2 separate regions of the Homo sapiens genome follow, and region 1 is linked to region 2. The links are chromatin loops, found by intact Hi-C in ENCODE. Cell type or tissue: chondrocyte. All regions are shown on one strand. Links, peaks and the distances in the headings refer to the core of each region. The heading gives the core; the rest is flanking DNA. Region 1 overlaps ZNF736 (zinc finger protein 736). Region 2 holds the start of LOC105375324 (a long non-coding RNA gene).

What was found. Hi-C counts contacts between places; a loop is a spot of excess contacts. Peaks named below come from ENCODE experiments on the same cell type or tissue, not always from the same donor. Only the 100,000 strongest peaks of a DNase experiment are listed, where the experiment ranks them.
Region 1: a loop joins it to region 2, with 8 times the contacts of the local background. A loop is called at or near these places in 4 of 110 quality-filtered maps.

The regions. Positions count from the first base shown.
Region 1 is chr7:64,343,244-64,358,761 of GRCh38, forward strand. It overlaps ZNF736 (zinc finger protein 736), which reads left to right. Exons shown (of 4, transcript NM_001170905.3): 4 at 4,847-13,391. The coding sequence ends at 5,904. It also overlaps the pseudogene TRIM60P18. Among named protein-coding and RNA genes, the nearest start is that of ZNF736, 37 kb to the left of the region's middle. In chondrocyte, for the core only: no CTCF peak of the experiment used is centred there; no DNase peak of the experiment used is centred there.
Region 2 is chr7:64,396,025-64,411,542 of GRCh38, forward strand. LOC105375324 (a long non-coding RNA gene) reads left to right here and starts at 4,881. Exons shown (of 3, transcript XR_927599.2): 1 at 4,881-5,356; 2 at 5,945-6,054. In chondrocyte, for the core only: no CTCF peak of the experiment used is centred there; no DNase peak of the experiment used is centred there.

The DNA of each region.
Region 1 (15,518 bases), core at 5,149-13,148, 50 kb before region 2:
GTGTTCTTTGTAGCAACACTGATGCAGCTGAAAGCCCTTATCTTAAGTAAATTAATGGAAAAAAACCAGAAAGGCAAATACTGCATGTTCTTACTTACAAGTGAGAGCTAAATATTGAGTATACAAGGATATAAAAATGAAAACAATAGACACTGGGGACCACTAGAGGAGGAAAGGAAGAAAGAGACAAGGCCTGAAAAGCTACCTATGGGGTACTGTGCTATCTATCTGAGTAGTAGTAGCAGTTATCCCAAACCTTAGCAATACATAATATACCCATGTAACAAACCTAGACATGTGGCCTCTGAACCTATAGGAAAAGTTGAAATTAAACAAAAATACCAAAATATGTGCTCTTTATAAATGTGCAGTCACAGTTAAAATGCATGGCTATCTAGAATAATTATTGTTTGGTAGTACACTATGTTGATTCAATATTTTTTGGTTAATTTTTTTTGTTAAATTTTGTTCCACCATTTTATATTTTAGTGGCTTATGTTTTACAGTAGCCTATGTCACATTAATTAATTGTGTTTTTAGTTTTTATGTATCATAATTTTATATGACAATAATTCAACTCTGTACACATTAAAACAATGTTTGGACAAAAGTCAGATATTGATCAGTCATACATATTTTGCCAATATAATTATTTCTGTGTTTGTTTGCCTGTGTAAATATTACCCCTATTTTATGACTTGTATATTTGCTTTTTTTTTTTTTATTTTTTTGTTAGTAGTCAATGATTGTTTTATTCTTAAGTGTAAGAAATACAAGGGCCGAGCATGGTGGCTCACACCTGTAATCCCTGCACTTTGGGAGGCGAAGGTGGGCAGGTCACCTGAGGTCAGAAGTTCAAGACCAGCCTGGCCAACATGGCAAAACCCCGTCTCTAGTAAAAATATAAAATTAGCCAAGTGTGGTGGTGCGCGCCTATAATCCCAGCTCCTGCAGAGGCTGAGGCAGAAGAATCACTTGAACCTGGGAGGCAGAGGTTGCAGTGAGCCAAGACGGCACCACTGCACTCCAGCCTGGGCTTCAAGAGCAAAACTCTGTCTAAAAAATAAAAATTAAAAAATGTATACTCTTTAATATTTTCAGTTATATAGTTCAGCTTTGTTAAGTATATTGACATTTTTAGCAACATATCTTTAGAACTTTTATTTTTGTAAAAGAAATATGCTATACACATGAATCCACTACTCATTTTTCCCATTGTCTGGCCCTTTACAAACATCATTCTATTTTCTGTTTTTAAGGATGTAACTATTTTACATATTCCATGTAAGTAGATTCATACAGTATTTTTGTGTGTGTGGCTGGCTTACTAATTTAGCATGTTGTCTTCAAAATTTGTCTTTATAATAGATATTAGAAGATTTCCTGCTTTTAAAAAGCTGATTAATATTCCCTTTTTTATATTTTAAATTATATTTATCGATTAATTTGGTAAGGAAAGTTTAAATTGCTTTTACCTATTGGCTTTTGTGGATAATGCTTCAATATGGTGTACAAATAACTCACTTGACCATATATTCAAGAGTTTATATCTGTGCTGCATTGTGTTTCATTACTTTGGTGTTCTACATTTATACCAGTACCAAAGTGCTTTGATTGATGTAGTTTTGTTTTGTGTTTGGAAATTGTTAAGCATAATGCTTCCAATATTTTTCTTCTTTTTAAAGATTGTCAGGCTTTTCATGTTACCTTGAGATCTTATGTAATTTTGTGGGTTTTTTTTTTCTTTTTGGAAAAGTAAAATTTATTTTATTATTTATTTATTTATTTATTTATTTTTGAGATGGAGTCTCGCTCTGTCACCCAGGCTGGAGTGCAGTGGCGCGATCTCGGCTCACTGCAAGCTCTGCCTCCCTGGTTCACACCATTCTTCTGCCGACGCCTCCAGAGTAGCTGGGGCTATAGTTGCTCGCCACCGCGCCTGGCTAATTTTTTTTTTTCTAGTAGAGACGGGGTTTCACCATGTTAGCCAGGATGGTCTCGATCTCCTGATCTCATGATCTGCCCGCCTCGGCCTCCCAAAGTGCTGGGATTACAGGCGTGAACCACTGTGCCCGGCCAGGAAAAGTAAAATTGAAAATTGAAAAGGGTGTGTTGAATGTGTGGGTCACTTTAAGCAGCATGGACATCTTCACAATGTTATGTCTTCCAACCCTTGAAAAAGAGCATGCTCAAAAGTGTGTTGTTGGTTGGGTGCGGTGGCTCATGCCTGTCATCCCAGCACTTTGGGAGGCCGAGGTGGGCACATCATAAGGTAAGGAGATCGAGACCATCCTGGCCAACATGGTGAAACCTTGTCTCTACTAAAATACAAAAAATTAGCTGGGCGTGGTGGTGCATGTCTGTAGTCCCAGCTACTCAGGAGAGGAGGCTGAGGCAGGGGAATCACATGAACCCAGGAGGTGGAGGTTGCAGTGAGCCGAGATCGTGCCACTGCACTCCAGCCTGGTGACAGAGCAATACTCCATCTTAAAAAAAAAAAAAAAAAAAAGGTGTGTTGTTTAATTTTTATGTTTTTTGAATTTTTCAGCTTTTCTTCTGTTACTGATTTCTAGTTTCATTCCATTTGGACCATAAATAATTGTCCGTAAAATTTCAATTAAAAAAATTGTTAAGACTTGTTTTGTGGTGTCACAGGTCATCCATCTAGGAAAATGTTTCATGAGCTATTGAAAAGAATGTGTATTCTGCTGTCTGTATACATTTGTTAGGTGTAATTATTTTATAGTACATTCAAGTTTTTTGTTCCCTCATTGATATTCTGTCTTGCTTTATGTATTAGTGAAAGTGGGATGTTGATGTTTCCTTCCATTATTATATTGCTGTCTATTTTTGCTTCAGTTCCGTCAATGTTTGCTTTATGTGTTTGGGAAAACTGTCTTGTATTTATAGGTTCTCAGTGAATGAACCCTCTTATTATAATTGAATGTCCTACTTTGTCTCTTGTGAATTTTGACTTAAAGTAAATTATATGAAATATGACCATTTTCAACTTAATAAATTGTTGCCTCTTCTCTCATTTGGTTAACACTTGCATAAAATGTATTTTTCATCCTGCCATTTTGTCTTTTTTTTTTATTAGATCTAAAGTGAATCTCTTGAAGACATGATATAGTTAGATCTTGATGTAGATCTTGATATATGTCATGATATAGTTAGATTTTTTTTTTCATTTTGGAAGATACTTTTGCTGGATATAGTATTCTTGCTTAGACTTTTTTTTTTTCCAGTGCTTTAACTATGTCATCCTGTTCCCTTCTTGCCTGAAAGATTTATGTTCTTAAATTTACTCGTAATCTTGCAGAAGCATGCATATAAATAACACGTCTCTTTCTTCTTCCTGAATTCCAGATTCTCTTCTTGTCTGCGACTTTTAAAACATTGCTTGTGTTATGTCTTGTTAGAAATCTCTTTGTGTTATCTTAGTTGAAGTTTGCTGAGCTTCTTGATTTTCTTATATTTTTTACTAATGTTGAAGTGCATATTAGTCTTTTTTTGTAGTTCTACTACACAATTTTTATTTCTTTCTGTGCTTTTTATCTTTTTGTTGGTTTCATTTTTGTTATTTCATTTTGTTTTTTTAATTTCCATTTTACTCATTGAGCATCATTGAGATGTAATTTTGATTTTCTAGGGTAATTTATTTTTTTCTTTTAAAAAATAGATCAAGACTTTAATTCAAATTGTCTCACATAATTTTTACATCTCCTTTTTTTAATAATTGATTTCTGGATATTCTTTTTTTTCTTTGAGCCATATTATCTTGATGTTTTGTTTATGTTGTAATGTTGCAATTTGTATAATAAAAAGCCACATGTCAAAATCTGTATTAAGTGACTTTTGTCTGAGGGAATATGATACCAATTTTTTAGGCTAGGGAGTCTTGGAGTCTCTCAAGCCTGTTCTATGGATGTTTTCTCTGAGCTTGTGTGTTTTTTAGTTAAAAAATGTTCGCCTTTTTTTTTTTTTTTTTTTTTTTTGAGTGTTACTCTTGTTGCCCAGACTGGAGTGCAATGTTACAAGCTTGGCTCATTGCAACCTCCACCTCCTGAGTTCAAGCGATTCTCCTTTCTTCTGCCTCAGCCTCCCAAGTAGCTGGGATTACAGGCACCTGCCACCACGCCCTGCTAATTTTTGTATTTTTAGTTGAGACAAGGTTTCACCATGTTGGCCTGTCTGGTCTTGAACATCTGACCTCAGGTGGTCCGCCTGCCTCAGCCTCCCAAAGTGCTGGGATTACAGGTGTGAGCCACCACTCCTGGCCATTCCCTATGTTTCTTATTGAGATCCCTTAGTCACTTGCTATACCCATTGTCTGTCTATGATACTGAAGTCTTTCTTCTCTTGTAACAGTCATTTACCTTTGGTCTCAGCTGTCCGAAACTGTCAGTGCATACCACCTTTCCTTTCAACACTGTCATGGAATATAGAAATTAGTCTTTGGTAAGGTCTCAATAAGCCAGAAGCATGGACACATGTGCCACTATTTTATTTATTTTTGGAGGGGGTAGACAGGAGTTTGGAGTCTATAGTTAGAGTCATCATAGGATGAAGAATGGCTGTGGTGGGTAAATATGAAATACTTTTATTACACTTCTATGTGGTTCTTGGCGTTTTGCTCACTTGGTGTGCCGCAAATGCTTAACTGGTTCTTAGACTTCTCACAAAGGCATTTTGGTCAGTATATTTCTGTTAGGTTTATATGTCTATAAGAATATAGAGCCTGTGGTATTTTATTATCGTTTTATTAATTGCTTTGTATAATTATATATTTGTGAAGTATATTCACCTGAGTCTAATGAGGGAGAATTTTATTTTTTTTCTCCAGCTGGTTCTTTTCATTTTACTGCAGAGATATTGCCGGATCATGACATAAAAGATTCATTTCAAAAAGTGATTCTGAGAAAATATGGAAGCTGTGACCTTAATAATTTACATTTAAAGAAAGACTACCAAAGTGTGGGTAATTGCAAGGGGCAGAAAAGCAGTTATAATGGCCTTCATCAATGTTTGTCAGCTACCCATAGCAAAACCTGTCAATGTAATAAATGTGGCAGAGGTTTTCAGTTGTGCTCAATCTTCACTGAACATAAAGACATTTTTAGCAGAGAGAAATGCCACAAATGTGAAGAATGTGGCAAAGACTGTAGGTTGTTCTCAGATTTTACTAGACATAAGAAAATTCATACTGTAGAGAGATGCTACAAATGTGAAGAATGTGGCAAAGCGTTTAAAAAGTTTTCAAACCTTACTGAACATAAGAGAGTTCATACTGGAGAGAAACCTTACAAATGTGAAGGATGTGGCAAAACTTTTACCTGCTCCTCAACCCTTGTTAAACACAAGAGAAATCATACTGGAGACAGACCCTACAAATGTGAAGAATGTGGCAAAGCCTTTAAGTGCTTCTCAGACCTTACTAATCATAAGAGAATTCATACTGGAGAGAAACCCTACAAATGTGAAGAATGTAACAAAGCCTATAGGTGGTTCTCAGACCTTGCTAAACATAAGATAATTCATACTGGAGACAAACCCTACACATGTAATGAATGTGGAAAAGCTTTTAAGTGGTTCTCGGCCCTTAGTAAACATAAGAGAATTCATACTGGAGAGAAACCCTACATCTGTGAAGAATGTGGCAAAGCCTTTACCCGCTCCTCAACCCTTTTTAACCACAAGAGAATTCATATGGAAGAGAGACCTTACAAATGTGAAGAATGCAGCAAAACCTTTAAGTGCTTCTCAGACCTGACTAATCATAAGAGAATTCACACTGGAGAGAAACCCTACAAATGTGAAGAATGTGGCAAAGCATCGAGCTGGTTCTCACACCTCATCAGACATAAGAGAATTCATACTAGAGAGAAGCTCCACAAGTGTTAAAAATGTGGAAAAGCCTTTACCAAGTCCTCATACTGTGTTCAACATCTGAAATTTAATACTGAACAAATGCAGTATAAATGTAATGACAGTGGAAGAACATTTATCATCTTAGAGGGTCTCTAAGAACTTACTTTATAATCTGGTTGCTTATATGTTGGGTACATATATAGCCCTTTGCTATTATGTAATGCCCTTTTTTTTTAAATCTATGTTAATTTCAAGTCTGTTTTGTCAGAAACTAGGATTGCAACCCCTGCTTCTTTTCCTGTTTTCTATTTGCTTGGTAGGCTTTTCTTTTTCCCTTTATTTTGAGCTTATTTGAGATGGGTGTCTTGATTAAAGCATACCATTAGATCTTGATTCTTTTTTCAGCTTGCCATCTGTGCTTTAATTTGGGTATTTAGCCCATTTACATTTAAGGTTAGTATTCATATGTGTGGATTGGATTCTGTTATTAGGATCTTAGCTGGCTATTTTGCACATTTGTTTCTGTGGTTGCTTTATAGTGTCCACAGTTTGTATACTTTAGTGTGCTTTTGTAGTGACTGGTAATAGTCTTTTTCTTATTTAATGCTTTCTTCAGAAGCTCTTTTAAGACAGATCCTGTGGTAACATTTTCTCAGCATTTGCTTGTCTGAATAGGATCATATATATTTTTTACTTCTGAAGCTTACCTTGGTCAGATATGAAATTCTGTGTTGGAATTCTTTTTTTAAGAATGTTGAATATTGGCCCCTATAATCTCTTTTGACTTGTAGGATTTCAGCTGAAAGATTTGTTGTTTTCCTGATGAGCTTCTTTTTAGAGGTGACCTGGCCTTTCTCTCTAGCTGCCTTTAACATATTTTTTCTTTCATTTTGACCCTGGAGAATCTCATGATTATGTGTCTTGAGGATGACCTTCTCCTGGGGTATCTTACTGGGGTTCTCCACATTTCCTGCATTTGAATGTTGGCCTCTCTAGGTTGGGGAAGTTCTCATGGATGTTATCCTGAAATACGTATTTCAAGTTGTTTTCATTCTCCCCATCACTTTCAGGCAATCTCTTGCATCATAGATTTGGTTTCTTTACATAATCCCATATTTCTTAGAGGTTTTGTTCATTCCTCTTTATTCTTTTTTCACTGTTCTTGTCTGTCTGATTTCAGAAAGCCAGTCTTGAGGCCCTGAGATTCTTTCCTCTGCTTGGCCTATTCTGCTGTTAATATATGTGATTACATTATAAAGGTTTTGTATTGTGTTTTTCAGTTCTATCAGGTTGGCCACATTTTTTCTCCAGACTGGCTGTTTTTTCCGTCAGTTCCTGCAATTTTTTTTCCTCCCTTGCATTGGGTTGCAAATTACTTTTGTAACTCAGTGAAGTTTGTTTCTACCCATATTCTGAATTCTACTTCTGTCATCTTAGGCCTTGCTGGAAATGTAATTTGGTCATTTGGATGAAAGAAGTCACTCTGGCTTTTTGTGTTTTTATCTTTGCACTGATTGTGTCTTATCTTTGTGGGCATATCTTTGAGGTTGCTGACCTTTGGGCTTTTTTTTTTTTAATCCTATTTGATGGTCTTGAGTATTTGATTGTGGTATAAGATGGATGCAGCCAACAGGCTTTGTTCCTGGGAGGTTTTTTTTGTTTTGTTTTGTTTTGTTTTGTTTTGTTTGGTGGTGGTGGTGGGTGGGCAATGCTCAGCTCACAACTCAGAGGCTGCATACTCTAACTCCGGGGGACTTGTTTTGAGCCCCAACTGTGTTCTCTGGCTCCTTGAGATTTGGAGTTTGCGAGTTTGTGGGATGAAGGTGCCATAGCTGGAGCAGAGTGCTAGTGGATATGGGATTTCTGCCTGTCTTTGGGTACTCACCTCAGTGGCAGGAGCAAAGCAGCTGGGAAGGGAGTGGGGGATACCTGCTGGAGGCTGTGTGCTGTTGCACTAAAGGTGGTGTTGGCTTGGGGCAGGATACTGGCCAGTAAAGGTTTTGATGCCTTCTCTGTGCCCCCCAAGAAAGAGTGATTGTTCAGAGTGTGGGAGGTTACCCTGTTCTCTGCACAGTGTTAGCACAAAGGCAGGGGTGGAGTTTTCTGGCTCTCTGCCCACCAAAGTTTCATCTACAATGGCAGTTGCTGGGGGTGGCGGGGCATATTGCATTCCCATTTGCTGGTGGGGCAAGCAAAGCCAAACCTGCCTTTGCAGACATGTGCCAGCAAAGAAATATCAGGAGTTGCCATGGTGTCACGGGAAGCTGCAGTATGGGGAAGAAATGTGGGCTGGTGCAGTCATAGGGGCTGCTTTGCTGGAGCTCTTCATGAGTCAGGCATGTCCCTCCAGTGCAGATGCTCTGGTATGAGCTTCCAGGGTACCTGAGACTGCCCTGTAAGCAGCTGTGGCCAGACTGGGTCCCTGGGAGAGGCCAGCAGACCAAGGAGTGCTCAGTTGGACCAGCTTCTTCTGATTTGCAAGACCATCCTGCAGAAATTAGGCCCAACAGTTCCCGTAGGGCTAAAGTCTCTTATGGGAGACAGTTGAGCCTAGAGAAATGGCCATCACTGGCCACACTTTACTACAGATGCTCTTGCACCAAACCCTCTGGCCACCACATGAGCTGGCTTGCTGCATTATCTCTTTGCTTGTCTTCTGGGGGCTGCATCTCAGAGAGATGTAGGTCAGCAATTACTCAGTGCAGCCAGCCCAGGATGGAAGATCTTTACTTTTGGCCAAGTTAGGGGTTTACTGTCTGCTGAGGAGCAGTGGGTAGTTTGTGGGACCCATGGAGGATGGGCTGGCTTCCTCTCCTTGGGTAAACTGCAGTTTGAGGTGTGAATAAGGCACTTAGGGTTTGGGATTTTTTATTAGTCTGAGGGTAGCAAGGACAGTTGTACTGCAGAGGCCCCTGGAGGCTCTGTCCAGGGAGTTGCTAAGCTGCTACTGGCTCAATAGCTCTGGCAATGATTGGCTAGTGGCCCGGGCCTGGAGAACCTGCCTCGTGAGAATATATGAGAACAGGCACTCACGTAACAGTCCGACCACTTCTGAAGGGCTGCTGCAGTATGCTGGGTGTCCACTACAGTTTCTAGTCACCTCAGATTTTCCAGTACTGGAAGTTATCACCACTGAATGCTGCAAAACAGCAACAATGGCAGCATGCCCTTTTCTCTGGGAGCGCCATCCCAGGGAGGTATAGACCTGTTGCCAGCCCAAAAGCACCTGTAGGAGGTAGCTGGAAGCCCCTGTTGAAGGTCCTACCCAGTGAGGAAAACATGATTGGGGACCCACTTAAGAAAGCAGTCTAGCCATATTTTTGCAGGACAGCTCTGCTATTCAGAGGTACCACTTCCACCCCCAGTTTATTTGGATTCTCCAAAGCCAGAAGGCTGGAACAGCTAACTCACACAAACAGCAAAAATGGCAGCTCACTCCTCCCTCTAGGAACTGTATCCCAAAGAGGTTTCAAAACTCCATCAACCAAAGAGCGCTGGTGGTGGTAGCTGGAGACCCTCATTGGGAAGTACTTTCCAGTGAGAAGGAATGAAACGGGGGACCTGCTTTAACAGGCAGTCTGGCCATGTCTTTTTAGAGCACCTGTACTGTGCTAGGAGATCCTTTCCGCCCCCCGGTCAGCTTGGGCTCTTCAAAGCCTGAAGGCTGGAATGGCTAAGTTGCTCAAGCAGCAAAGATGGTGGCCCACTCCTCTTTCTGGTAGCTCCATCCCAGGGAGGTGCAGTGCTGCTACCAATGGTTGGCTGGAATCTAAGCCAGTAGGTCTTACCACGTGAGGCATTGTTGAAGTGGGTCCTACAGACCATCACTATCAGCCCCCTGGATTCTGCCTCTTTCCTATGGGTATGTTCAGGGGTGTAACCTGCTTTGCTCGAGTTGCAGCTACTTTTTCTGGGAAGCCTGGAAAGCCAGTATCTAAGGCTCTTGAATCTGCGCAGGCCTAAGTGGCTTATCTGCTGAGACTCCATGTAGCTCTGTGTGTTAAACTGAAGGCCTTGGTGAAGTGGGTTCATGAGGGTATCTCCTCACCTGAAGGTTGCAGAGATCTGTGGGAGAATCATGGGTTTCTAGGGTCACACATGCACTCACTGCTTTACTGGGTGGGGAGGTTCCCTTGGCTCCATGTTGTTCCCAGGTGGCCCATTGTCCTGCCTTGCTTTACTCCATTCTCCATAGATTGTTTCTTTGATTATTCCCAATGCAAGTACCTGGATGTTTCAGTTGCAGGTGCTGTATTTATGTATACCTTGCATTCCTGTCTATGAGAACTGCACAGTCTAGCTGCTTCTAGTCAGCAATCTCGATCACTTTTCTCTAAAGGGAACCTACTTTTTTATATTAAAAGGATTCAATATTTTTCAAAAGCAAATTTCAATATAATTTAACTCTTACATTTGATGCTGTGTCTTCATTTCTAGAATTTATGTGAAAGAACATGGTCAGTGGTTGCACCAGAGTTGTGAGAGGTTCTTCTATATTAGATGGACAGATTTATATACTTTTCCATGGAGGATTAAGTAAACTGAAACCTAAGACACACGAAGAAATTCTAAGTGGAAAGGCCACTTATTAGTTTACAGCAGTATCGTAAGTGACAGGATGATAGGAGTGTGGTAAGTGATCAGGATAATAATCTGCTTAGTAAGAGAAACAATTTGAATTTTAGAAGGAAATTGCCTTACCATTTGCAAATTAAGGTAATTAAAATACAGTGAATTTCAAAATGCCTTTTTAATGACAATGTGTGAACTTAATTTGTTTTAATAAACCAAAATTATTGTTATTGTGTTAAGGCTATTTTACATTGAATGTGTATCTTGCCACTGATGTTAACTTATCCCATCTTACCCAAGGTTGTAGGTAACAATATACTATTGGGTGACAGTGGACTAACATCTCTAGTGATCCCTTTGTCAGTGGTCTTTAACTTAAAATAATTTAGAGAATATGGTTTCTACAACTTACATTTTTGTTTACTTGTAACTACAGATTATTATGATGGTTGTAATGAAGATTATGAGTATAATTGGAGCTATATGTTTCTGAATTCTGAACAACTATTTATAAAATTTTATCCTACTTTTTTCTGTTGAACATATGACTTCTCTGGTCTGCTAAACACATACAGACCTTTAGTTTTGGTTTACATGGATTTAAATATATAGATATATCACTGTAAAATAAACTTCAGGTGTAACAGATTTATAGAGAAAGTAATCATATTTGTTTATGGTTGTGTACCTACTTTGAGAAGAAAAGAAAAATATTAGAATGAACAGATAATTTTACAAGTGTTGATCACTTACCAGCAAACCAGAAACTTCAGAGATTTTGAAAGCAAATCTATTTTCTCTGCTGTGTATTAAATTCATTTATCTAAAATGTTATTGCTCCTGGCTTAGAATCATCTTGTGCAAATTCTTTTTTTGTTGTTTGTCTGTTTGCCTGTTGCTCACCATAGACATAATTTTCTTTTCATAAAACATTCTTTGTATAATCACCTCAGAGATTATGAAAGTGACTTTGATAAAATTTAATGGTGTTCACAAAATAATTTTCACGTGAGTAATTTCACAGTGCGTGTATTGTATGTTATTTAGTGTATTTTATATTTTGTTTCAATTAGAGAATGCTATTGAATCCAGTTTTTGTTTAGTTACTGTTCATTTTACTTTATAAAATTGACATAATTGAGTTTATTAAATTTATTGGGCCAATTTAAGTAAACAGTTGAACGTTTCATAAGTCATGAGGTCTTTTTGGCATATACATGAAGTAAACAAAGACAATACTAGCTATGTAATAGAAGCTACATAATTAGAAGTAAATATTCTTTTTGAAATTGGCCTGTGGTCTCAGGTGAAAAATGGAAAATATCTATAGTAAAAAAAATGACATTAATTCTGCATATGAAGAGAGCATAATTGTACCCATGCCACACAATTGACTCACAATTGAAACAAGATGAAGAGATGGACATTTTAGCAAAACTAAGTGAAAACCTTGTAAAATTTTCAGATTATGTTTCTACATTTAAACATCTACTGGGGGAGGCAGAGGCCAATTCTATGCAGTCAAACCTGGAATTGCTGACACAGGTTAAGAGTATGCACCACAGGTATCGAAACCTAAAATGCCCTGAACTCTTTTCATATAGATTAATAAAATATGGTTTTAGTCTTCCTTCTCTATATTCTGGCTTAGACAGAACTATCAAGCCATTTCAAGTAGATTTAATTCTAGATCTTTTTTTTTTTTTCTTTTTTTGAGATGGACTCTTGCTCTGTCACCCAAGCTGGTGTGCAGTGGTGTGATCTTGGCTCGCTGCAGCCTCCACCTCCCAGGTTCAAGCAATTCTCCTGCCTCACCCTCCCAAATAGCTGAGACTACAGGCACCTGCCACCAGGCCCAGCTAATTTTTTGTATTTTTAGTAGGGATGGGGTTTCACCATGTTAGCTAGGATGGTCTTGATCTCCTGACCTCATGATCCACCCACCTCAGCCTTCCAAAGTGCTGGGAATGCACATGTGAGCCACCGCGCCTGTCCTTGATTTTAGATCTTGACACAGCACATCCTCAACTTATTGTCTCCGAGGATAGAAAAGCTGTGTGATGGAAGAACAAAACCAAACATATGTTATAACCCAAGGAGATTTTATTTCTGCCCTGCTTTCCTGGGCTCTCAGAAGTGTAGTTCTGACAGACATTACTGGAAGGTAGAGGTGGGAAACAAGCCTAAATGAAAATTAGGTGTGTGTCAAGATTGTCTTCTTAGGACCTGGCAGGATCAGCCTTCAGTTCTGGGTTGATTTGGGGGCAATTGGATGATATATAGAGTGGTTATGCTGCATCAGGTCCTAAGAAAACCCACCTTCTGCCAGTAGTAAAATCCAGTAAGATTGGTATTCTTTTGGACTATGAATTGGGTGATTTTTTAAAGTAATATAAATAATAGGTTTGTTCTGTATATTTTAATGATCTTTCACAAGAGCTGTTTGGCCTTATTTCTATGCTGAAGCAGATTCTGAACGTCTTAAAATCTGTTCATTATCAGATGCTGAAAGATAAAGAGCAAGTAAATGAATCTATTTCAGTTTTTGTGGGTAATTTAGCCAGTAAATTTAATCTTATTTCTTTAATCTTTAAGTTTTACTACTGAAGGCCAGAATAGATTTTTTTCTCTTAAATTTTTGGCAAGTATAAAAGCACATTCAGAATGTCACTTTCATAGATACTATGAATATCAATTGTCAAGTGTGTTGATTTCTAAGATAAAATATTTGAGAATTAATATTACCCAACTTGTCCAATAAAATGTTTTTAAGTTGCCTATTTTTAAAAAAATCTATCAATTTTGAATTGCATACCTAGCTAAATTTTTTTAAGATTGAGGATAATATGTAAAATAATTTATACAAGTAATATAAACTAAGTTTACTTAAATTATTTACTTATTTAAGAAATCTAATTACATTTTAAATAAATTGCTGTTACCTGTTAGTATTTGTGTAGCATTTTTTTTTTAAGTTTTTGCCTCTAAAGCAGGTAACAATTTGAACAAAGAAGAAAACAAAAATTCAATGATTGGGAGGAAAATAAAAGGTTTGTATGATGACCTAATTAAGGTAATGTAAAGGATAAAAATCTTAATATTTGTTTTTACACATTTTTGGGCAAAAGTAACCCTGAGATAGTAATGTGCAGAAAATACTATTAATTATATTCTTGAGACTCTTACTGACTTTGGCACTTAGAGAACCTCCAGCACAGGCCCAGGATTCCCTAGGCATTTCTTATGGAAATGAAGCAGAAGGCCATGTCCACAAAGAGAAATGAATGCTCATCTTCCAGAGACCAGTAGGTACAGGTTGCAGAAAGAGTAGGCCCTTCTTGAAGGTCCAGGAAGGGGCTGTGGGCACCATCCTAGAAAAGGGGTCTGGGGCTCCATGGAGTCCTCCTGCCTGCAGGAGCCTCAGAGGGCCCTGGGTGAGGCCAGCCAAGGTGCTCTGTCCTGTCCCTGGCCCTTGAGTCCTGCCTCACCTGCTAGCTTTTTCCACCAAGAAATCAGGATGGCAACCGCCAATGCAGCCCCACTAGAGGAAGGAGATCAAGAGTGTCAAGGCCCACACCCATCTTGGCACATTAAGTGACCCATTGATTAACTAGTCAATAAGTTAGAGCGGAATGTGCTACTGCAATCCCCTGAGATCACATTCTAGGAGAAAACCTGGGTGGCACCTGCCTGAGGCTGTACACTGAAGGAAAGATGGTCAGGCCACCTGGGCTTGGAAAGAGCATGCAATAAGGGTAGCATACAGCATACATGGTGAGCTGTCAGGTGGGCACAGCGGGGTAGACAGGAGGAGTCCCTGAGGGGGAGAACCCTCTCAGGGCCCTGAACTCAGCCCAGAGATCCCCCAGCTTTTTGAAGCACAGGCTGTACCTGGAGCTGCAGAGTGAGCACTGTGCAGTGGCCTGGTAAAAGGGATGAGCAGCCAGTCACTGAGAGGCTTTCATTGCCCATTTTTTCTGATGAGCAATGTGAGCCCCCAAAGCCACAAGCCAGGAGGGGCAAAACACTGAGCTAAGGCATCACCTTTTTTCTTCACTTTCTCCCATGAGCCTCAGATCTCCCTGGGCTTGCCTTTAGAGAAGAAGATCTCTCTTGTGAGTGTAGGCATAGAAGCAACCAGTCGTGTGGTAAGCCTACCCAAAGTGTTCAGCACCCAGGCCAGAGCCGAAGTGGGCCTGTTAATCCCACTGCACAAGGCCCAAATCAGAGAACTGGCTTGACTGTTCAGCTGCACCCAGGCAGTGTGTGTACTGTCCCAAGCAGGTCCCATTCTCTTCCTGACTCCAATTATTTCACCTGCAACTTGTCATTTGTACCAGCTCTTTCTCTGCCCCCCACATCCTATGGTTTTTGAAATTCCTCTGAAGACTGTATGAACCAAGCTTTAAGGGTCACAGTGCTCTAGCCTACTCAGGCTGTGCCAGGAAGAGAGATCTCTCAACCTACCTTGACACTTAAGAGTCATGTATAAATAGTACCAACCCTAGCAGGAGGGCTGTCGCAGACTCTACTCTGGTCTCCATACCAAAAGATACATTAGAATGACGAGGAAAATAAGACACAGACCTGGCAGTTCTGCCTTTTAAAGAGCAGCCTCAGCCTGGTCACCTTGAACCACAATTCCAGGGTCTGGCTCAGCATGTCCCACCTTGGAAAATGGTGGAACTGGGGCCCCAGAATGTTATGGTCCAGTGAAAGTCTAGAGAAGAGGCACGTCAGCAGCCTGTACACACCCAGTCACACCTGTAACAGGAACAGGCCCTACCAACTGTGAAGCCATCTCATTAACTTAGACAACTGTACCAGCAATGTGCACACACATCAGGCCTTTTAGTAAACTGTCAACCCCATGATTGAAGAAAAAGCAAAAACTTTTTGAATCTAGAGTCTCAGGAAGAAGAACCTCTAGTGCCTGAACCAGCCTGTAATGATGGATGCAACTGACAGTATTAACTTGACTTGGGCATACCTGGAGACTGACCATGTATAAAAAAATGCTTCTGAATGTTCAGTTTTAAGCTAAAAAGTCTAGTAGGGGCCAATCTGGTGATTAT
Region 2 (15,518 bases), core at 2,705-10,704:
CAAAATGTTTTCATAGAGGGCTTGTTTCTAGTTTGTAGAGCTGGATATTCGTATGTTCTCATAAAAACTCAATAGGCAAGGAAATGTCACTTTTAGATTCTATGTAATTTTTGCTTGGAACCTGTTTCATTAAAACACAGGTTCAATTCTGTGATATAAAACAGCACATCACAAAGAGTTTTCACAGATAGCCTGTTTCTAATTTTTAAGACGATATTTGTATATTTTTATAAGGGCTCACTAGGCAGGGAAACGTCACTTCTTAGATTCTACAAAAAGATTATTTGGAACCTGTTTCATCAAAATGCAGGTTGAATTCTTGGATATAAAATAGCACATCCCAAAGCATTTTCACAGATGTCTTGTTTCTAATTTATAAAACTGGATATTTGTATGGTCCTAGAAGTGCTCATTAGTCTTGGAAATGTCACTGCTTAGATTCCACAAAAAGAGTGTTTGAAACCTATTTAATCAAGATGCAGTTTCAATTTCATGATATAAAACAGCACATCACAAAGTATTTTCACAAGTAGGTTGTTTCAAGTTTTTAGGGCTGCGTATTCATATGTTTCTATAAGGGCTCAATAGGCTTGGAAATGTCACTCGTTGGCATCTACACAAAGAGTGTTTGTAATCTGTTTCACGAAAATGCAGGTTCAATTCTGTGATGCAGAACAGCACATTACAAAGTATTTTTACAGATAGATTGTTTCTAGTTTTTAGGACTGGAAATTCATATTTTCTTATAAGGACTCAATAGTTTGGAAACATCACTTTTAGATTCTATAAAAAGGGTGTTTCATCCTTGTTGAATAAAAACAAAGATTTCATTTTGTGATATAGAACAGCACATTATAAAGTGTTTTCACAGATAGCTTGTTTCTAGTTTTCAGGGTTGGGTATTTTTATGTTCCTATAAGTGCTCAATAGATTCAGATACGTCAATTCCTAGAATCCCCAAAAAGAGTGTTTCAAACATGTTTCATCAAAATGCATGTTCAATCTGTGAGACAGAACCGCAGATCACAAAACGTTTTCACATATAGCTTGTTTCTAGTTTTTCATGTGTATATATGTACTTTTTAATAAGGTCTTATTAAGTTTGGAAATGGTACCACTTAGATTCTACAAAAAGAGTGTTTCAAACTTGTTGAACCAAAATACAGGCTCCATTCTGTCATATAAAACAGCACATCACAAAGCATTTTTACAGATAGCTTGTTCCCATTTTTTAGGACTGGATCTTCTTATGTTCCTATAAGAGCTAAGTAGGCTCAGTAATGTCACTCTTTCAATTCTAAAAAAAAGAGTGTTTGGAACCTATTTCATTAAAACACTGATTCAACTTGGGGATATAAAACAGTGCATCAAAAGCATTTTTACAAATAGCTTGTTTCTAGGTTTTAGGGCTTGATATTCTAATTTTCTTATAGGGGTTCAATAGGTTTGGAAATGTCACCTCTTAGATTCTACAGAAGAGTATTTTGAACTCGTTGAATAAAAACACAGGTTCTTTTCTGTGATGTAAAACAGCACATTACAAGGCGTTTTTATGTACAGCTTGTTTCTGGTTTTTAGAACTGGATATTTGTATTTTTTCATAATGCTCAATAGGTTCAGAAACACAACATTTTAGATCCTACAAATAGACTGAAAGTTGCTGAATCAAAACACAGGTTCAATGCTGTAATATAAAACAGCACAACACAAAGTGTTTTCACAAATAACTTGTTTCTAGGATTTTGGGTGGATATTTGTACTTTCTTGTTAGGTCTTAATAGATTCACAAATAGCACTACTTAGATTCCACACAGAGTGTTTTGAACTTGTTGAATCAAAACAAAGCTTCCATTCTGTGACATAAAACAGCTCATCACAAAGCGTTTTTACAGAAGCTTGTTTCTAGTTTTAGTTTTTAGGACTGGGTACTCTTATGTTCCTATAAGAGTTCAATAGGTTCAGTAATGTCACTTCTTACATTTTAAAAAAAGATCATTTGAAACCTATTCATAGAAACACTGATTCAATTCAATGATATAAAACAGCATATCACAAATCATTTTCACAGATAGTTTTTTTTTTTTTTTTTTGAGATGGAGTCTCACTCTGTCACCCAGGCTGGAGTGCAGTGGCGTGACCTCAGCTCACTGCAAGCTCCGCCTCCTGGGTTCATGCCATTCTCTTGCCTCAGCCTCCCAAGTAGCTGGCATTACAGGTGCCCGCCACCATGTCCAGCTAATTTTTTGTATTTTTTAGTTTCACCACGTTAGCCAGTATGGTCTCGATCTCCTGACCTTGTGATCCACCCGCCTCAGCCTCCCAAAGTGCTGGGATTACAGGCGTGAGCCACTGCGCCCGGCCTGTTTCTAGTTTTTAAGGCATGATTTTTGTATTTTCTTATAGGGGCTCAATGGCTTCAGAAATAACACTTCCTAGAGTCTACAAAAGAGTGTTTTGAACTTGTTGAATCAAAACACAGGTTGTATTCTGTAATATAAAACAGCACATCACAAAGCATTTTCACAGATAGCTTGTTTCTAGTTTTTATGGCTAGATATTCATATTTTCCCATAAGGGCTCAATGGGGTAAGAAATGTCACTTCTCAGATTTTACAAGAAGAATGTTTGTAACTTGTTGAATCAGAACGCATGTACCATATTGTGATATAAAACAGCACACGACAAAGCATTTTCACAGATGGCTTTTTTGTAGTTCTTGGGACTGAATATTTGCATATTCTTATAAGGGCCCAGTAGGCTCAGAAATGTAACTTTTTAGACTCTACAAAAACAATGTTTTGAACACTGTTTTATAAAAATGCAGGATCAGTTCTGTGATATACAACAGCAAATCCCTAAGCATTTTCACAGATACGTTGTTCATAGTTTTTAGGGCTGAATATTTGAATTTTCTCATAAAGCCTAAATAAGTTTGGAAATGTCACTACTAAGATTCTACAAAAAGATTGTTTTGCACTTGTTTCATCAAAATGCGGGTTTAATCATGTGAAATAAAACAGCACATCACAAAGCATTTTTACAGATAGCTTGTTTCTAAGTTTTAGGACTGGATATTCATATTTTCTTTTAAGGACTCAAATTTGGAATGCCACTTTTTAGATTCTACAAAAAGAGTGTTTGGAACCTTTTTCATCAAAACACAGTTTAAATTCTGTGATAGAAAACCACACATCAGAAAGCGTTTTTACAGATAGTTTTTTTTGTTGTTTTTAGGGCTGAATATTTATATTTTCTAATAAAGGCTCAATAGCTTTGGAAACTTTACTTTTTAGATTCCAGGAAAAGTGTGTTTAGAACTTGTTGAATCAAAACAGAGTTTCCCTTTTGTGATGTAAAACTGCACATTACAAAGCATTTTCACAGATAGTTTGTTTCTATTATTAAGGGCTAGATATTGATATATTCCTATAAAAGCTCAATAAGTTCAGAAAGGTCGCATCATAGTTTCTGCAGAAAGAGCATTTGGAACATGTTTCATTAAAATGAAGTTCAATTCTGTGATGTAAAACAGGACATCACAAAGTGTTTTCACAATACGTAACTTCATAATTTCTACAAAAAAAAAGTGTTTCGAATTTGCTGAATCAAAGCATAAGTTTGACAGATTTTTACATATACCTGGGCCAAGCACTTTGATAGTTTGACTCTCCTTTCTTAACAATGTCCTCAGAAGGGATTGTGACACATCTCTGGACCCATTATCTAGGTTACATGTCCCCCCCTTTTGCCTGGACCCTGCCTTCAGTCAGCATTGTAGCATTTCTCAGCACTGCAACCAAACAATACGACTCTTTTGCTTGGGTGGTGTTTACAGGAGACATTGTGAAATATCTCTAGGCCCATCGTTTATGTGATATGACTCTACTCTCCTGCCTGGGCGTGCCCAAAAGGGGCATTGTGCCATAGAGCTGGGCCTAGTCCCCAAGTTTTGTGACTTTTCTCTCAGGACACTGCCTACAAGGAGAATATTGGAATATTTCTGGAAAAGCATTTAGGTGATGTGGCTGGGCTCCCTGTCAAAACCACAGAGGGGATTGTGACATATAGCTAGGTACAGCTCACAGGCATGATAATAACTCTCATATGTGGACCCAGCCAATAAGAGAAATTTTTACTCTCATGACTAGGTTTAGGGACACTAGTAATGTCCTCAATCTCCTTCTAGTATAAAGGTCACAGAAGATTACAATACTCACACATGTTATATAAAGACCTGTGTTGTACAGAGAGTGTCATAACATGGCCCAGCACACAAGTGAAATTCTGAGTCTCATATGCACACCCAGCTGACAGTAAGAACTGTCACTGTCTCACATGTATGAAGCCAACTCTCACACATGAAAACAGGACATATGTGGCATTGCAAATCTCATCCCTGGAATTCTCTGCCAGTGTGATTGTGATATATATCTTTGCCAAGGACCTGTGTGATTTGACTCTCCAGATTGTTTCCAGCCCATATATGGGACTGTGATGTCTATCTGGGCTAACCTCTTGTGATGTGACTACTCTGCCTGGGGCCTGCTCTCACTAAGGATTGTGACATATATCTGGATCAAGCACCCAGGTGATGTTACATTCTTGCATGCACCATGACCACAGAAATTACTGTGATATGTCACTGTGTCCACCACTTAGTTGACATGACTCTCCTCTCTGGAATGGGCCCTGCATATGGGTGGGGATACTGACATATTGCTAGGCCATGCTCACAGGTGATGGTACTTTTTTGCCAGGGCCATGCTTCACATAGGACATTGTGACACATCTCTGGGCCTATCACCTAGGTGATGTGACTTTCTTCTTGGGTCCTGACCACATGGAGCATTGTGACATACGGGTGGAACCTGCACCTAGGTGATGTAACCCTCTTGCCTGGGTTTTGTTTTAAGGGAGCCTTATGACATATCTCAGGACCCAGCACTCAGTTTATGTGGTTCTTCTGCCCAGTTTCTGCCCACATGTTAGACTGTGACAAATACATAGGGAAGCACCTAGGTGATAAGATTCTTTTTTTCTACCTCAAGCCTGCATACTGGGGAAATTGGAACACATCTCTGAGCCCATGACATAACTGATATGACTTTCTTCTCTTGCCTGGATCTTTACAATGCGGGGATTGTGACATATTTCTGAGCCCAGCCCTTAGGTAATATGACTATCCTCATTTTTCTGAATCATGCACACAAGGGGAAATTTTGATCTATTGCAGGGCCCAGAACCCAAATGATGTTACTCTTCTGCCTAAGTCCTGAATTAAGATGGAATTATGGCATATTGCTGGGCCCAGCACCCTGATGATGTGACTCTCCTGCCTGTTCCAGAGCCACAGAAGGTATTTTAGCCTGTCTTAGACCCATCCTTTAGGTGTTTGGGCTCTCATGCCTCATCTGTGTTTATTCCACATGTATTAGTCTGTCACATTGCTGGGTCCAGCACCCAGTTTATGTGACCCTCCTTCTTAGGGCCTGCCTAGAGAGGGCATTGTGACATACTGCTAGATCAAGCACACAAGTGTTGGTACTCTTTTGCCAGGGCCATGTTTCAAGGAGGACGTTGTGACATATCTCTGGGCCTATCACCTAGGTGATGTGACTTTCTGCTTGGGCCTTGCCCACATGGAACATTGTGAAATAAGGGTGGAACCTGCACCTAGGTGATGTTACTCTTTTGCCTGGTGTGATGGTTAATACTGCATGTCAACTTGATTATACTGAAGAATGCAAAGTATTGATTCTGGGTGTGTCTGTGAGGGTGTTGCCAAAGGAGATTAACATTTGAGTCAGTAGGCTGGGAAAGGCAGACCCACCCTTAATCTGGCGGGCACCATCTAATCACCTGCCAGTGAATATAAAGCAGGTAGAAAAATGTGAAAAGGCGAGACTGGCCTAGCCTTCCAGCTGACATCTTTCTCTTGTGCTAGATGCTTCCTGCCCTCAAACATCGGATTCCAAGTTCTTCAGTTTTGGGACTCGGACTGGCTCTCCTTGCTCCTCAGCTTGCTGACAGCCTGTTGTTGGACCTTGTGATCATGTAAGTTAATAATAAACTAACTCCCATATATATGGGAGTTTATTTTATATATATAATATTTTATATTTATATATATGTGTGTGTGTGTGTATATATATATATAGTCTGTTAGTTCTGCCCCCCTAGAGAACTCTAATACAGATTTTGGTACCAGTATTGGTTCTAACAGAATATTAAGGATGGAGTTCTTTTATTGGTTTTGGGGTTTCTGGAGTTGGCTGCTTAATATGATTAGACCCCAAAATGCTAAGGAGTCTACTTCTAATAGTATGAAGAACACTGATAGTCCTTGGCATGAACTGTTTAGAGAGTTATGCAAAATAAATGCATTTGATGCTCCTGATTTACTGCTTGTGAGGGGCAAGAAGTTTAGTGACTCTACACATAATACCTTTGACCATATGTGGAGAACCATGGAACATAGTGAAGCTTGTTGGTTGCTCCTAAGTTCAGCAGACAAAGTGATGAAAGAAAATGACGACATCAGGGATGCCATCTCCTGGCTTCAGAAGCAAATACGGAGCCTCAAATCTGCTAAGATTGCCCTGAATGAGAGTCTTATCTGATGTAGAGAAAGAGCTGAAATTGTGGAAAAACAGACACAAGCTTTTACCATGCAAGTGGCTGACCTGCAATGGAAGATGCATGCACAGCCTCTCCAGGTGTCTACTATTAAAGTGAGGGCATTGATTGGAGAAGAATGAGATCCTGAAACTTGGAAGAGGGATGTGTGGGAGTACCCTGATGAAGCTGCGGACACCGAATTTTTAAACTCTGATGAACCTGTTTTACCAGAAGGAACAGCTTCCCCATCCCCAGGAGTGGCAACATCCCCTTCCCAACCCATGCCATCAGCCTTTCCACCTTTGTCTGAGGAGATAAACCCTGGGTTGCCTGAGAATATTCTGTTCCTCTAGATGGCCTCCCCTGAGGCAGTTGCCAGGCAAGATAACGTTGATTCTCCACAGGAGCCACCCCCAACATCCCATTTGCTTCTAGACCTATAACTAGACTAAAGTCCCTGTGGGCCCTAGAGGTGGGGTTCAGAGTGTGACCCTGAGAAGGTATGCTACACTCAAAAAGAACTGTTTGAGCTCTCTAATTTATATAAACAGAAATCTGGAGAATGGGCATGGGAATGGATATTAAGGGTAAGGGATAATGGTGGAAGGAACATAGAGTTGGATAAGGCTGAATTTACTGATTTGGGCCTACTAAGTAGGGACTCTGCTTTTAATGTTGCAGCTTGGGGAGTTGAAAAAGTTTCTAACAGTTTATTTGCTTGGTTAGCTGAAATATGGATTAAAAGATGGCCCTCTGTGAGTGAGCTGAAAATGCTTGATCTCCCTTGGTTTAATGTAGAGGAAGGTATCCAAAGGCCTAGAGAGATTGGGATGGTGGAGTGGATTAGTCACTTTAGACCTACTCATCCCAGCTGGGAAGGTCCAGAAGATATACCCCTGACCAATGCCTTCTGATATTGTTTGTGATAGGTGTGTGGGGGCAGCACCCGCATCTTTGAAGAGCCCTGTAATTGCTCTTCTCTGTATGTCAGATCTAATGGTGGGAAATGCGGTCACTCAGCTACAAAATTTAAATTCAGTGGGAATCATTGGATCCCAAGGTGGCAGGGGCCAAGTGGTGGCACTCAGCCATCAAAGGCAAGGTGGGTGTAGTTACCATAATGGACAGCAGAGGCAAAGTGGCAGTCAGAATAGTCTCACTTGTGCAGAGCTCTGGCATTGGCTAATTAATCGCGGTGTTCCTAGAGATGAAACTGATAGGATGCCTACTGCATTCCTACTTAATTTATATAAGGAGAAAACTTCTAGGTTGAATGGACAAAAGACTAATTTAAATTATAAAAACAGAGAATCATGGCACCTCAATCAATTTCCAGACTTGAGCCAGTTTACAGACCCAGAACCCCTTGAATGAAGGAAGGGGAGGCCAGATTGTCTTGAGGAAGGACCCCACTACATTACTGACAATTTACGTAGTGAATCTTTTACCCATCCTTCCCCAAGCAGACCTCCGTCCTTTTACCAGGGTAATTGTGTAGTGGGGAAAGGAAAATGATCAGACATTTTGGGGACTACTGGACACTGGCTCTGAGCTGACGTTAATTCCAGGGGACCCAAAACGTCATTGTGTCCCTCAGTTGAAGTAGGGGCTTTCTGGCCTCCCAGAATACTAGGGTGAATTTATATTTATTATTTATTTATTTATTTATTTATTTATTTATTTATTTATTTATTTATTGAGACAGAGTCTTGCTCTGTCGCCCAGGCTGGAGTACTGGAGTGCAGTGGCCCGATCTCAGCTCACTGCAAGCTCCGCCTCCCGGGTTCAAGCCATTCTCCTGCCTCAGCCTCCTGAGTAGCTGGGACTACAGGCGCCCGCCACTACACCCGGCTGATTTTTGTATTTTTTAGTAGAGATGGGGTTTCGCTGTGTTAGCCAGGATGGTCTGGATCTCCTGACCTCATGATCCGCCCGCCTCGGCCTCCCAGAGTGCTAGGATTACAGGCCTGAGCCACCGCGCCCGGCCGAATTTATTTTTCTGTAACACCGCCAGGATTCGATGGTGCAAGTCTTGTAGTCCAGAGACATCTTCCTGACGCTGCTCCCCATCTTGTGCCCTCTCTTTCCTGGCATCCTTCCCCTTGCAGAAGGAGGAACTTTTCTCATGTTCTTTCCAGTCCCTCCCTAACAGGGAAGCCTGGAGACTAGGGTGCCTGCTTTCCACTGCAGCCACAAAGTATGGGGGTGCCAGCTAGGAGGTGGTTTCCTGGGGTGCCCTCCCGAGGGTGCTTGGTAGGAGCATCTGCTGTGCTCTGCTCTGAGGACTTTGATCCTCCTGGGCAGAGGACACTGGCATCAAGGGGGCAGCAAGCAGCCCTGCACCCTGGCCCTTTCCTAGCTGGCAGCTGTGGTGTGTCCTACTACCATCTAAGGTGCCCAGGAAAGAAGGGGGCCAGGGCCTGGTCATGGGGGCACCTATTGTTCCTTGAAATTCCATTGGCGGGGTACATGTTTTACTGAAAACTGTCGGTGTGGAGTGCACCATCCTTGCACAAGGTGGGGGGCTTGGTGCCTGGTGCGATTGTGAACCCAGAAAAAAAGACAGGGGTCCTTCTCCCACTGGAACAATTTTTTTTTTTTTTTTTTTGAGATGGAGTATCGCTCTGTCACCCAGGCTGGAGTGCAGTGGCACGATCTTGGCTCGCTGCAGCCTCTGCCTCCCGGGTTCGAGAGATTCTTCTGCCTCAGGCTCCTGTAGCTGGGAGTACAGGCACCCACCACGCCCGGCTAATTCTTGTATTTTTAATAGAGACGGAGTTTCACCATGTTGGCCAGGCTCAAACTCCTGACCTCAAGTGATCCGCCCGCCTCAGCCTCCCAAAGTCCTGGGATTAGAGGTTTGAGCCACTGCCCCCGGCCCTACTGGAACAATTTGTCGCTAGTTCTGGGGCTTCCCTTCCTCCTCTCATACTGGCCCACAGTCTAGTGTTGCTACCTCTGCCCCTAGCAACAGCCTCTGCCGGGGCCCCCTCGCCCCCTCCCCACTCGCCTCTCTTAGAAAACTGCTACCCTGTTGTTTCCTGACTTTTTAATGATCGCCATTCTAACTGGTGTGAGATGGTATCTCATTGTGGTTTTGATTTGCATTTCTCTGATGGCCAGTGATGATGAGCATTTTTTCATGTGTTTTTTGGCTGCATAAATGTCTTCTTTTGAGAAGTGTCTGTTCATATCCTTCGCCCACTTTTTCATGGGGTTGTTTGTTTTTTTCTTGTAAATTTGTTTGAGTTCATTGTAGTTTCTGGATATTAGCCCTTTGTCAGATGAGTAGGTTGCAAAAATTTCCTCCCATTCTGTAGGTTGCCTGTTCACTCTGATGGTGGTTTCCTTTGCTGTGCACAGGCTCTTTAGTTTAATTAATCCCATTTGTCAATTTTGGCTTTTGTTGCCATTGCTTTTGGTGTTTTAGACATGAAGTTCTTGCCCATGCCTATGTCCTGAATGGTATTGCCTAGGTTTTCTTCTAGGGTTTTTATGGTTTTAGGTCTAACATGTAAGTCTTTAATCCATCTTGAATTAATTTTTGTATAAGGTGTAAGGAAGGGATCCAGTTTCAGCTTTCTACATATGACTAGCCAGTTTTCTCAGCACCATTTATTAAATAGGGAATCCTTTCCCCATTTCTTCTTTTTGTCAGATTTGTCAAAGATCAGATAGTTGTAGATATGCGGCATTATTTTTGAGGGCTCTGTTCTGTTCCATTGGCCTATATCTCTGTTTGGTACCAGTACCATGCTGTTTTGATTACTGTAGCCTTGCAGTATAGTTTGAAGTCAGGTAGCGTGATGCCTCTAGCTTTGTTCTTTTGGCTTAGGATTGACTTGCTGGAGAGGATGTGGAGAAATAGGAACACTTTTACACTGTTGGTGGGACTGTAAACTAGTTCAACTATTGTGGAAGTCGGTGTGGCGATTCCTCAGGGATCTAGAAGTAGAAATACCATTTAACCCAGCCATCCCATTACTGGGTATATACCCAAAGGATTATAAATCATGCTGCTATAAAGACACATGCACACGTATGTTTATTGTGGCACTATTCATAATAGCAAAGACTTGGAACCAACCCAAATGTCCAACAATGACAGACTGGATTAAGAAAATGTCGCACATATACACCATGGAATACTATGCAGCCATAAAAAAAGATGAGTTCATGTCCTTTGTAGGGACATGGATGAAGCTGGAAACCATCATTCTCAGCAAACTATCACAAGGACAAGAAACCAAACACCGCATGTTCTCACTCATAGGTGGGAATTGAACAATGAGACCACATGGACACAGGAAGGGGAACATGACACACCAGGGTCTGTTGTGGGGTAGGGGGAGGGAGGAGGGATAGCATTAGGAGATATGCCTAATGTAAATGACGAGTTAATGGGTACAGCACACCAACATGGCACATGTATACATATGTAACAAACCTGCACGTTGTGCACGTGTACCCTAAAACTTAAAGTATAATAATAATAAAAAAATAAATAAGTAAAGATAAAAAAAAAAGAAAGAAAACTGCTACCCTGATGTTTGCTAAGACACAGGGGAGGTTCTTCCCCTCACCGACCCCCTCCCTAGGAAGCGGCATGTTTTCTGGGCCAAGGGCGCATCGAGGATGTGACCCACTCCCTGGCCAAGTGTGAGGCCGGGGCGTGGCGGCTGATCCCACTGCTCGGCGGGGCACTTTCCTTTCCAGGCAGAGAGGAGCCCTGGAGGGCACCGGGATCCCACCCAGCGCAGAACGCACTGGCCAGCGGGCCGCTTGGCAAGCGCCATGGGCCGCTGGCGACCCTCCTCAGCTCTGCATTAGTGAGAGGTTATGTAGAAGAGGAAAGAAATTTTCCTTGCTTAGCCGATTTGTCCTCCCTCTCTGCTTACTGGTTAGGAGATAGAACCCAGATCCGGGTGGCAATTCACATTCCATTACAAAACTCTACACAGCTTCCGGGCTAGCACCAGCACACATTTGGGGAACATCGGAGGGATTTTCTTCTTCTTTTGTGGGTGGTCATGATCGTGGTAGCGGAGAGACATAGAAGGGTGAATAAAAAATATAACGATTTGGTAAGTCAGAGCACCTGTCTGGGATTTTTATTAACGGAAAATTAAACCTTCGTTCTTAAGAGTTTAAGCTTAGCCCTTTCTAAGTCAATGGAAACAAAGTGCCTGTTGGATAAGAATGCTGAAATAGTAAGACATTTCTGTCTTTAAAAACCTTAAAATGATTTCTGCCAAGACAGAGTTTCCAGTATACCCACATATATTTGAGAGGGTTTGTTTTGTTTTGTTGTTTGTTTGTTTCTGAGACGGAGTCTCACTCTGTCGCCCAGGCTGGAGTGCAGTGGCACGATCTCGGCTCACTGCAACCTCCGCCTCCCGGGTTCAAGCGATTCTCCTGCCTCAGCCTCCCAGGTAGCTGAGGCTACAGGTGCGTGAAAGGGTTTATTTTTCCTTACATATGTAGTTGTCTCTGAATCTGTGCACGATTATTCTGAAGGAAGTTTAATAGAAGTGGAAGGTGAGGGAGAGAACTGCCAAGAGAAGGATGTGATTTTGTTTTCATTTTTTCACACTCATGAAAAGCATCCTCTAGATTTTGTGTTTTTTCAAGTAGGCAGGTATAGTTTTGAAGCCATATTTTAATTAGGGAATCTGAAATTAGAGGCCAAAGTCTTGGCTAAAACCTCTTTGAAAAAACAAAAAGATGCTTAGTTCAGTGCTACATTCAATTGCCACAGAACTTTTGCAGGAATGGGTATGAATTCCTTCTAAAGGATCCTGTGCTCCATTTCAGGTAAATAAAGTTACACTGTCTTATCATTCTTGAAAATACAGCTGGCCGGGCATGTTGGCTCATGCCTGTAATCCCAACACTTTGGGAGGCCTAGGCGGGCAGATCATCTGAGGTCGGGAGTTTGAGACCAGCCTGACCAATATGGAGAAACCCTGTCTCTACTAAAAATACAAAATTAGCTGGGCATGGTGGTGCATGCCTGTAATCCCAGCTACTCGGGAGGCTGAGGCAGGAGAATCGCTTGAACCCTGGAGGTGGAGGTTGCGGTGAGCCAAGATTGCGCCATTGCACTCCAGCCTGGGCAACAAGAGTGAAACTCCGTCTCAAAAAAAAAATATGGCTAAACTGGTAGCATATTAGGGTGTCTTGTTTTTCAAGGGATTTGCTGGATGTGTGATACTTTTAAAAATGCCATGGATGCTCACTGATATATGGAATATCATTCTCTGGGGTTTTCTAGATACCATTTTATTTCTCATCAGAAATTCAGACTCTAAGTTGAAAAATCAGGCAATGAAAGGAGTTCTGATGCTCTTACGTAGCATAAGATCTACTCTGATGGACTTAAGCCATTGTAAAAGTCCCAGCTTGGTTCCTATCAAAAGCCTCTTTCCATGAATGTTATGCTTACAAGTCAAACAGATAAAGCATCACTAAAGCAAACATAAACTACAAAGCTCTTAAAATTTAGGTGTACATTTCATTTGAAAATTATTCAAAAGCTCAAGCCATCTATAAGAAATGTCTTCTTTGCCTTTTAGTATCAAGAAATTAAAAAGAAAGAAGAAAAAGGAGAAGTGGGCAGACACGTGTTTGTTATGTGATAGGGAACATGTATCTCACTGAGCTGGTACAGGTGGTGCACCCATTCCTAACTTGTTACAACCATCCAACAAGTGACCTTTTGATGAAGGGATCTTTTATTTTAAGTTTCTTCAGGCAGATTCCTGAGGTCTTATTTGCATCTGACACAGGTACAGCATGTTACCTTTACCTAAAGCATTTTTTTCTCCTTTAAGAGAAAAAATAAACCTTACCTTATAAGTCCTGCATTTAATCAATAGCTTTTTATTGGCTACCTGGTTTATGCCAGGCACTATACAACATAGGTGTGCTGGTAATAAATGCAACTGCCCTACATCAGGGGTCGCCAACCCCTGGGCCACAGACTGGTATAAAGAGAGACTGTTGCTAGTCTCATAGATGATATGTCACATTGAAAGAGACTCAGCCAGCCATGAAGAGGTCATTTATATCTGTGTTAACTGCTAAAAGTTAAGTATGACAAGAACCTATGAAGTAAAGTTTGGCCTTTGTGTTGGGGGGAGAAATGGAGGATGCTGGGATGCAGGTCAAGGAAGGCATCCCATGGAAGTGACATTTTAACTAATATCTGAGGGATGGGTGACAGGAGGGAAAGAATGCTTCCGAGAACAGTTGGTACAGAAGCCCTGAGGTTGAAAAGGTGGATGTGTCCAGGGTAGTGAGAGAAGTACAGTGTGTTTGGAAGAGGAAAAAAATACTGAATGACGTAAATGACAGGAATGGTGAGGAAGGTAGGGAGTTGACCAGGTTTGTAAGAACTGTGGAAAGCTGTGAAAAGTGTTGGCCCAAAAAGCAGCATGATGATTAGCTGGGCACGGTGGCTCAGGCCTGTAATCACAGCACTTTGGGAGGCTGAGGCAGGCACATCACCTGAGGTCGGGAGTTCGAGACCAGCCAGACCAACATAGAGAAACCCCGTCTCTACTAAAAATACACAATTAGCTGGGTGTGGTTGCACATACCTGTAATCCTAGCTACTCGGGAGGCTGAGGCAGGAAAATCACTTGAATCTGGGAGGCGGAGGTTGTGGTGAGCCGAGATCGCACCATTGCACTCCAGCCTGGGCAACAAGAGTGAAACTCCATCTCAAAAAAAAAAAAAAAAAAAAAAAAAAAAAAAAAAAAGCAGCATAATGATATTTGCATGTTAGGGACTATTTTTCCCCTGGTAAGAGGAAATAATAATTGGCCTTCTCTTTGGAAGGAGATCAGTTAGAAGGCTAGTTTATGAAAATTTTGAAAACTAGTGGTGGCCTGGAGCATCGTGGCAGTAAAGATGGGAGCTCAGATGGATTTGATAGAGAATTAAGAGGTAGGAAAAGCTTGCCAATAGAATGGTGTTGGGAAGGGATGGATGACTTTCCGATCTTGGCTTTTATAGCTGGGTGGATGCTGATGCCTCACTGATACTGGAATGTTGGATTAAGCAATGTTTATGAACACAGCATGTTTTCTACCCTTTATAGAGTTATGCACATGTTTTTCATGTTTTTAGCTTTTTCTCTACTTGTAATGTGTTTTAGTTGGTTAAAAGTTATGTACCTGGCATGGATGAAGCATAAAAAGTACTCATGTAACAGTGAAAATTCAATGTCATTTTCTTACCTATTAAAATAATTAAATGGTTTCCTACTGCCCACTTCTCCTTTTTCTTCTTTCTTTTTAATTTCTTGATACTAACAGGCAAAGAAGACATTTCTTATAGATGGCTTGAGCTTTTGAATAATTTTCAAATGAAATGTACACCTAAATTTTAAGAGCTTTGTAGTTTATGTTTGCTTTAGTGATGCTTTATCTGTTTGACTTGTAAGCATAACATTCATGGAAAGAGGCTTTTGATAGGCACCAAGCTGGGACTTTTACAATGGCTTAAGTCCATCAGAGTAGATCTTATGCTACTTAAGAGCATCAGAACTCCTTTCATTGACTGATTTTTCAACTTATTTCTTAATTGGAACCCCATAAAGAACATGAGTGGTCTTCTGATACCCTTAATGTCTTAGCATTATATCAATATTTTGCTTACCAGTAATCTGTGTGAAAATAAAGTTTATTTAGTAAACGAAAGTTGCTGTGTATCTACTGTATGCTAGGATCTTCACTAGATCTGTGGGTGCCAAAGAAAAAGATCTATTTTACCCCTTTTGCAAAGAGTGAAACTTATTCCCACAGAGTGATTGTCTAACCAGCACTTAAATACATTTGGTGATGGCAGACTTACTACCTACCCCTCGACAGCCCTTGGGTTCCTACTATATTCAT